Linked DNA regions of Homo sapiens: all the other regions are linked to region 2. The links are chromatin contacts, found by Hi-C or POLR2A ChIA-PET in ENCODE. All regions are on one chromosome and are shown on one strand. Each heading gives the region's core, a stretch centred on a gene start or an enhancer-like site at or near the end of the contact. The rest is flanking DNA. Distances are from core to core; before and after follow the strand shown.

Evidence for each region. Hi-C counts contacts between places; a loop is a spot of excess contacts on that map. ChIA-PET counts read pairs that join two places held with the same protein, here RNA polymerase II (POLR2A). Pooled maps may share reads with other maps.
Region 1: a loop to region 2 is called in a map with no recorded cell type, with 5 times the contacts of the local background. The contact joins the enhancer-like site here to the promoter of LINC01348 in region 2. A Hi-C loop is called at or near these places in 1 of 37 single-sample maps with no recorded cell type and 2 of 50 pooled maps. POLR2A ChIA-PET finds 5 or more read pairs at or near these places in 1 of 52 experiments (activated CD4-positive, alpha-beta T cell).
Region 3: a map with no recorded cell type shows a loop between it and region 2 (6-fold over the local background). The contact joins the enhancer-like site here to the promoter of LINC01348 in region 2. A Hi-C loop is called at or near these places in 2 of 37 single-sample maps with no recorded cell type and 1 of 50 pooled maps.

Annotation. Positions count from the first base shown.
Region 1 is chr1:233,598,173-233,601,094 of GRCh38, forward strand. No RefSeq gene overlaps it. Among named protein-coding and RNA genes, the nearest start is that of KCNK1, 14 kb to the right of the region's middle. Within about 2 kb of position 1,673, at least 2 of the 41 ENCODE cell types and tissues checked have a DNase peak (open chromatin) inside an H3K27ac peak, as active enhancers do.
Region 2 is chr1:235,068,274-235,071,182 of GRCh38, forward strand. It overlaps LINC01348 (long intergenic non-protein coding RNA 1348), which reads right to left and starts at 1,545. Exons shown (of 4, transcript NR_027454.2): 1 at 1,131-1,545; 2 at 23-229.
Region 3 is chr1:233,672,487-233,675,457 of GRCh38, forward strand. KCNK1 (potassium two pore domain channel subfamily K member 1) reads left to right here. Exons shown (of 3, transcript NM_002245.4): 3 at 1-28. Among named protein-coding and RNA genes, the nearest start is that of MIR4427, 50 kb to the left of the region's middle. Within about 2 kb of position 1,370, at least 4 of the 41 ENCODE cell types and tissues checked have a DNase peak (open chromatin) inside an H3K27ac peak, as active enhancers do.

The sequences.
Region 1 (2,922 bases), core at 423-2,922, 1.5 Mb before region 2:
ACCTGTAATCCCAGCACTTTGGAAGGCCGAGGCAGGCATATCACCTGAGGTCAGGAGTTCGAGACCAGCCTGGCCAACATGGTGAAACCCCCGTCTCTACTAAAAATACAAAAGTTAGCCGGGCATGGTGATGCACCTGTAATACTAGCTCCTGAGGAGGCTTAGGCAGGAGAATTGCTTGAACCTAGGAGGCTGAGGTTGCAGTGAGCCTAGATCATGCCATTGCACTCCAGCCTGGGAGACAAGAGAGAAACTCCATCTCAAAAAAAAAAAAGAGTCCAGGTGCAGATCTTTGATGTGTGTTTGTATGAGCCTTACAGATTACCTATCTTGAAAAAAGAATAAAAAATTGAGAAGGAGAACTGAAGATATTTTTCAGGTAGCATAGAGGAGTGAGTATCAAAGAATGAGCTTTAACTGTCTTATATTTTAGATAAACATTACTTTGAACCATGTAATTGCAGGTAGACCATCATCCTACCTACAAAAACAACAATATCATGAGTCAGGTGAATACTGTAAAATACAAAATACTTACTAAAAAGCCCAATAAAGATTTGGGGTCATTACAAGTTGATCACAATGTATATGCTGCATCCCTAATTGACATCTGTTTTGCTTTAAGGGATGAACACTTTGGGTATTTTTACTTCTTATAATTCTGGCCAAGTATGTTTAGATAAGATTGAAAACAACCATGAAAACCTTCCTTCTTCCCAGATCTCCAAACATGTTAAGTGCCAAGTTCATTCTAAGAGTTGCTCATTCAGGAAGTTTCTGACTTTTTAAAATCTGGATTGAAAAGGCAGTTACTCTCTCAGAATGATAAAAATCTTAGAAGCACTGGCTGAGGCCCATCAACTCCTATTTTTCAGAGACAACTGTCACCTTAAACAGATTTTAAACGTACTCATTGTTTCCAGCGCAGCCACCACACTTTATCATTCTCGTGATTGATTATCTGTCGCTGTCATCTGCATTCATGTGGTTTTCAGAAAAGAACAAATATATTTCTCAGTGATTTAAAAGTCCTTGAGAGATGACAAAGTAATAGTAACAGGAAGCTATTATTACTAAACTCTTAGGTTTCATTTTTAAATATATCACACAACGGCATCATAATCGTTTTGCATGTTTCAGAGTAACTCTGTCAGTATGTGCTGTGACTTTGCAGTTCAAAGGACAGGCCCTTCGTGACAACCAAAGAGCATTGAACTAAAGATGCCCTTGAAAAACGATTTCCCAAAGTCTGAGTTTACTCATCTGTGGAAATTGAATAATGCTGCCTGGCCTGCTTAGTTATTGTAATGAAATTACAATAATGAATTTGTCTAATGAATTATTTCATGGAAATGATCTACAAACTTTAAAGCATGAAATAAAAGTGAAGTCATTTAAGAAAAAAGGCAAAGAGAAAAGTGAAAGTATTTAAAAGAAAAATAAGTGCTCTGAAATTAAGTGACTGGGACATCTAGAATGAAAATTTCTAGTGTGCAGCCTGCATTAAGGGAATAGTAACAAAGACCAGCCAAGGTTGGTGTTTGGTTTACGGTGACATTATTCCTGAAGTTGAAAATGACCCTGTTCTTGCATCCAGTGGGGCCTGGGGGAAGACTAGGTGAGGGGGTAGAGGACACCGGATGGGTTAGCAGAAGACACTGCCTGCTAGCCAGGTGGACCGTGGCCAGGGCCACTCAACCTTGAGCCTCAGCTGCACTTCATTCAAGCTACCACAGTTGACTTTGAAACCTCGAGACCAGTTCATTCTGTGCGGCAGCATTTCTCTGTCTTGCTCACCTTGCAAAATGTAAACTCTCCATGTATCCTTCCTCTCCTCTGCTCCCACCTGCAGTTTCTTCTGGGCTTCCTGTAACTAGAGTTCCCATGGCTCCTCTCCTATGAAAAGTTTTCCATGTACCCTCTGGGACCCTTTAGTCAAATCCATTTCACCTACTTCTGCACCTACGCCTACACAGAATACCTTCTACCTCTTTGCCTTCCTGAAGCTCGGTTGTCCTGGAATAGTCCTGGCATCCCTTGGAGGAGGATGCTAATTTGACTACCCCTCAGGGCTGCAGATGGGATTCGCATCCTTCTAAAGTCCCTGAATCAATTTTCAAACAATTGCCCTTCCTTTCTTCAGTAAAAGGACCCTCAATTGGCCAGGCACTTCTGACCGCAGTATTTCTTCTTTCAGCCACTGTCTCTATCATCCACTAACCTCCCACTCATTCTTGAGACCCTGAAGATTTCTGCTCTTGCCATGTTGGCTTCCTCTCTCCCGGTCCAGGCTTCGTCATGCATCTTCAACGTGGATAAACAGAACACTAGACTTGCAGCCCCTCTAGTGACTTTCTTCCCTCCACTTTGGCAATAGCTAACTGCTAGAGATGGCCATAACCCAGGACTCACCCCTCTCTTCTGAACTAAGTCTTCTCCCCTACGACTACAGCTTCCTCTCTTTTCATCTTTCATTCCCATCTGCCAACTATAACCAGTCTCCCACCACATGGAATCCAGCAGCTGTGTAATTCTTCCATTTCCTTCTGATTTATTAGCTCTTCACTGCCTTTATTTCCTTCTCTATGCAGTGTAGACACTGTGGTCCATTATTTTAACTAATCTCCTTTTAAAGAGGCCTTTCAATTCACTAGTTCCTTTACTCTTCCCCTCACCTAGCAAATCTCTATCTTCATGTCACTCAAAGAACTGACATCTGCTGCAGAAAATGGCAAAACTGGGCTGAGCACGGTGGCTCACGCCTGTAATCCCAGCACTTTGGGAGGCTGAGGCAGGCAGATCACGAGGTCATGAGTTTGAGACCAGCCTGGCCAATATGGTGAAACCTCGTATCTACTAAAAAAAAATACAAAAATTAGCCAGGCGTGGTGGTGGGTGCCTGTAGTCCCAGCTACTTGGGAA
Region 2 (2,909 bases), core at 295-2,794:
TGGGGGCCACGGGCTGACTTACCTGAAGTCCTCGGGCAGTGGCAGGGGCCCAGAGCACCTCCCCACTGTGAATCAGAAGGAGGGCATTCCTCCACTGTTACCAGCATCTCCATCTCCACCAAAACAAGCCAAGCCTTTCCCTTTCCCACGTTCCTGGGTCGAGAAGCAGGTGTGGTCCTTTGCAGCAAGTTGACATCAACGAAAAACACATTCCTTGGCCCTTCGATTCCTATTGACACACGCAGTTTCTGAGGCTGAGTTACACCTGACCTCTGGGTCAGTCCCTGTTTACTCATCCGCACAACCCACTCATTTATCAGATAATGACCCAGCCCTTGGATGTGACTCCTGCTCGGCCCCAGGAGGAGTGGGCAGTGTGTCAGGGAGACCTCCCTCAAGGGGCTCGCAGGCTGCCCCGCACTGGCGATGGCACCCAGGAGGACCTTTGCATGGTATCTACTCATATAAAACATGCCCCTCCTGACCCCCGCCTCCTCTTCATTTATTTCCTTGCATTTATTCATTCATTCAAAGGATAGATATTGGGTTCCCCTGGTGCCAGGCTCCACAAAAACTTTTCAGGGGAGCGAGGTCCAGTGGCTCACACCTGTAATCCCAGTGACACTAGAGGCTGAGGCAGAGGAATCCCTTGAGTCCAGGAGTTCAAGACCAACCTGGGCAATATAGTGAGACCCCACGTCTACAAAAAAAAAAATTGAGACAGGGTCTTACTCTGTTGCCAGGCTGGAATGCAGTGGTACGATCTCAGCTCATTGCAGACTCAATCTCCTGGGCTCAAGTGATCCTCCCACCTCAGCCTCCACAGTGGCTGGCACTGCAGGTTCACACTACCACGTCCAGCTAATTGTTGTATTAAAACAATTTTTTTAAATTAGCCAAGCATGGTGATGCACACCTGTAGTCTTAGTTACTCAGGAGGCTGAAGCAGGAGGATCACTTAAGTCCAGAAGTTTGAGGCTGCAGTGAGCTATGATTGTGCCACTGCACTCCAGCCTGAGCGACAGAGCAAGACTCTGACTCTAAAATAAATAAATAAATCAGAATAGAAAAGTGTGGAGGATGTAATGGTGAACCAAAGCTGGCATGATTCCATCTCCCACATAACTTACCTTTCAGTAAGAGAAGACATCAGAAGCAAGCAAGCGAATAAATAAGCCAGATAGGTTCTGTGAATAAGAAGGGCCTCGGAGAACATCAAGACTGGGAGAGGGGCTTAGTCCTCTCTGAGGAAGGGACGCAGGCCTTAGGGATGAAGGGCAAGCACATTTCAAGCTCGGTCCCCTGAGGAGGGGAGCCCAAAAGGAAGCCGTGATGGGGGGTTCGAGCTGCCGGTGTGAAATGGAAGGCTCAGCCAGACGAGGCATGTCCTCGCTCATCAGACACAGGCACGCTCTGGCCCAGAGCAGGATGGCCTCGGGCCTGGCCTCCACCCATGGGGCTTCCTCCTCTGAGGCAGAGAACTTTGAAAAGAAGTCACCCACGTGGCTTGCTTCTAACTCTCCCAGAAAGGCAGCAAATGTGGCTTGTTATACTAGGGAGAGAGGCCGTCTCGGTGAGGACACTCTGGTGGCTCACGATTGGCCTGATTTCCTCAGATGACGCTGGATGGTCAGAGGCCGCTGACCCTCCAGTCCCTGTCCCCTAGGGACCCCGGCCAGCGTCAGTGGCCGGTCAGCTCCTGCCAACGCCTCCTGGAAACTGCACCGTTGCCCCACTCGTGGGTAAGACCCCATGTAGTCCTTGAGCTCTTTTTCTCAGGAGGGGCTGATGCATGCACGGCCAGGGCCCTGGGCCTGGCTGCCCAGCTCATCCTCGCTTCCAGAAACTCCCCTTCTCCCTGCTGCATGGGACTGGTGCCAGGCTGCATCGTGGTTTGGCTTGGGAGCAGCGTGCCTCCCTCCTGAACGTCGCAGCTCCGTGTGCTTCCCGAGGTGACGAATGACCTTGATTCACATTGGTGAAGTAATGGCTTTCCTCCTCAACCTTCTCATCCATTAGTCACGTTGCAACACGGCCCTGCATGGCACAGAATGCATTCCCAGGAGCCAGCTCAGGGAATTGCAAACACCTGCCAGGCTCGGCTTACCAAACTCACAGTCACACAGTCAGCCCAGGTGCCCGGAACTGCCTTGGCCCGCTGCCACCAAAGGCCCCACAGCAGGGACTTGGGAAAGTCTGAGAGCAAAGGCCAAGGACTGGAGCTTAGGTCCAGGTCTCCCCTTGCTCCGTAACTTTGGGCAAATGACTTAACCTCTCTTAGCTTCTGCATCTATACATCGCCAATAACGCTACGAGCACTGGGGAAAAGCAAATGAGAAAGTGGCTGCAGAAGTATTTTGTAAGCTGTTATAAAGCACCAGACAAATGACAGTGGTTCAGTCCCATGGAAAAACTGGTCACAATGGGTGACCGCTGGGTCATTACCCAAGGAGTTTTTTGTTTGTTTGTTTGTTTGTTTGTTTGTTTCTTGAGACAGGGTCTTGCTCTGTCACCCAGGCTGGAGTGCAGTGGCACAATCACGGTTCACTGAAGCCTCAACCTCCTGGGCTCAGGTGATCCTCCCACCTCAGCCTCCTGAGGAGCTGGGACTGCAGGTGCATACCACCACACCTGGCTAATAATTTTATTTTTTGTACTTGATCTTAGCTAAAAGGCTGAGAAGTGATATAATTTTATCTTTTGTAGAGATGGGGTCTTACTGTGCTGCCCAGGCTGGTCTCAAATGGCTGGGCTCAAGGGATCCTCCTGCCTCAACCTTCCAAAGTGCTGGGATCACAGGCATAAGTCACCAAGCCCAGACACCTAAAGATGGCTCATTTCTATGAGGAATAGAAATGATGTCCCTGAATCCATTTCTGGGACATGGAAAGACATAACACAATGTTTCT
Region 3 (2,971 bases), core at 120-2,619, 1.4 Mb before region 2:
AATAAATAAAAATCACAGCTGGTTGTAATCTTATGCTTTCATATATCAGAAGTGTGCCTCTATGTAGAATATATATACATATGTGTGTGTATATACATATATATATGTATGTATATATATACATATGTATATATATATATATGTGTGTATATATATATATATATATACGTATATATATATATATAGTCCTTCATAGAAAACATAAAGGTCACATTTAGATGACGTACACAGGATACTATTATATTAAGGATTTTAGAAAAGAAAATGAGAAAGCCCCTGTGTGATAATGAATGTCCACTGACCCCCGCAATGGAGCCTTACCTCCCATGGGTGGCTGCCCAGGAGTTGGTGGTTGAGGGGCTGGTAAAAATCAGTGCAAAATCAGCGCCCTCTGATGAGCCAGCCAAGCACTTTGATCGCGGGCCAGTCTCCTGACAGTGGGTCACTCGCTCAGTAACCTTCTACCTTCTGTACCATGTGCTGCCATGAGTAAATTATTACCAACTGCAGGGCAAAGGGAAAGCATCCCCTTACCCTTCGGAAGATTTGCTGAAAAATCAACTCACAAAAAGGCAGATTAATGAGAAAAGGCATACACATTTATTAACTACCATGCACACAGAAAGAATTACAGAGTGATTGTCCAATATCTCAATAGGGGTTCACATGCTTAAATATCTTACTGATTAGAGGACAGGGAGATGGAAAAATATAGGTGATTTTAGAGGGATAGTATATGATTTTTAGAGGAATCCAAGTGTGCTGCCCCGTAAGCATATTTCCTCCCTGCTGACCATGTCCCTGCAATAGAAGACTGCTGTCATGAGGCCAGATCATTGGTTAAGGGTAGAATAGAGAATCCTTGGAGAATAGAGGCATGCATCCTGCCATAACTGGATCTGCAACATTTCCGATGGTCACAAGCCTTGGTGTGGAGCAGAGTCCTGAGATGCTCATCAATATAAATCACAGAAGCTGGATTACACTTGGAGAGTGTTATTCTATTTTATGCAATGCAGGAAAAAATAATGGCTAGTTTGCTACAGCTGCTTGGCTCTAACATGAGAGGGAAGTTCAAAGTCCAGAAAATGAGGAAGTACGTGAAGAAAAACTTCTGAATCAGATGTGATTAATAAGTAATAGAGTGTAGTACTTAATTTTAGGAACTCGTTTGAATCCGCAGAGAACACATTAAACCTTAATGCCCTTCAGATTGTTGTTAATGTGAAGGGCAAAGTAGAAAAGTAGGAGCAAGTTTTGCCTCGGCCCCCACCCTAGCAGGCAGGAAAGTAAGGGAGGATGTCTTCCCCAGGGTTTCTTTTTGTCTTTGGCCGATGATGCTGCCCTTTGGTCCCCAGGGAGAAGCGAGCTTGGTCACCCAGGAGGAGCTCTGGGTCAGCCTCTCAGAGAACAGAAATTCGGCTTGCTGCAGGCATGACAAGGAGGTGGAAGATGAACAGTGTAGCTAAGCCAGAACTGACCTTGGGAACCCTTTAGTTGGAGGCGAGAGAGTGGGAAGTTGGAGGTAAAAGTGACTACTAGAGAATTCTGGGTGATGAGTACAAGCTGAACTCACTTGCTTAGCTTGAGCCTTCAAGATTGAGTTCCTAAGATGCCTGCGGAATGCCCTCAGGGTAGAACAGCAGCAGAAAGCCTTATCATTCCAGGACATGGTCCTGTGCGTGAACTTAAATGTGACACGTGTCTGGTAGGGATGTTGATTTCAAAGTAGCAGATACACTCCACGTGAGGAGAGAACACAGAGTATCTCAGAGTGGGAGTTCCTAAGCTCTCAGAAATCCAAGGGAAGAGAGACCAAGGGGTGGGAGTAGTCTCTAAATGAATCATGTAAAAGATTCCCAGGACAGATAAAGTTTAGCCCAGATCACTCCATTTATGACACTGGTTTCTTTCTATAGTAGTCATGCCACCAAGATATTTTGAAAGTATTTGTTCAAAAGTTGAAGAAGACAAGTGGGAGAAAAAAGAAACATTTTCTGAAGACAGAAATTTGGTCTGACTTCAAAAAAAATCGAGTAATGTTTAGATTACTGACATGGGGTCACTTTTTTTTTTACCTGAGAAAAAAATCACACTCATACTTTCTCCAAACCAGCTTTATGGGCCTTTTGGAAAATGAATGAGGAGATATTTACAAATCTGGAGACCTCAAGATAACGGAAATAGGCAATGCAAAACCTTCTTAACTCTTTAAAGTACACTGACCTCTTACTAAAAACAGCTATTTGTTTCAAAGAAGAAAAGTTTTAAATTGGCAGAAGCACATGTTGGAGAATTAGAACAGTATTATCTGTCTCTTATTCAGAATTCAGTGAGAGCAGAGCCTCCTGATTGTCTGGCATAATACATTTATTTTGGTATTTGTTGTTGTTAAAGCCTCCATGCTGGGAAGAGCTGTGATAAATACTGATATCCTCAATTTAGGAAGGCAGTCCCTTTAGGATGTAGTTTCAGCAATGTATATATGGCAAATTTAGAAACAAAAGTTTCTTAGCAACTTATAGTTGAAATTGAAATGAGACAGTATACCATTTACTTTATTTGACTATGCCAAGTAACTTTTTAAATCTGTCTCTGTAGCATGTTTGAGATTTTCCTATTGTGACTTTTTTTTTTATTTTGCAAGGGTCTTACATTGTGGAAATTTGGTGCATCAAAGCCTTTTGTGTGAGGCAAGATGTAAAATTGCTGAAGTCAATTTTCCTAACATCTCTCTTATCTAATATGTACTGTCAGGCAAACTCAGCTTTTTGGAGTGCAGTAAAGGACCCAGAAGTAAATAAAAATGCTTTTTAAAGTATTTTTCATGCCCTGGTAGGAAAGCACATTTAAAAAGAAGTAAGCCCTCTCTTTGCTTCACTCATGGCATACACATACTTACTTTGCACACAGTTCTAACAAAATTATTACTCTGTTTTTCCAACCCACAGAAAATAAAGGAGAGAGTTGT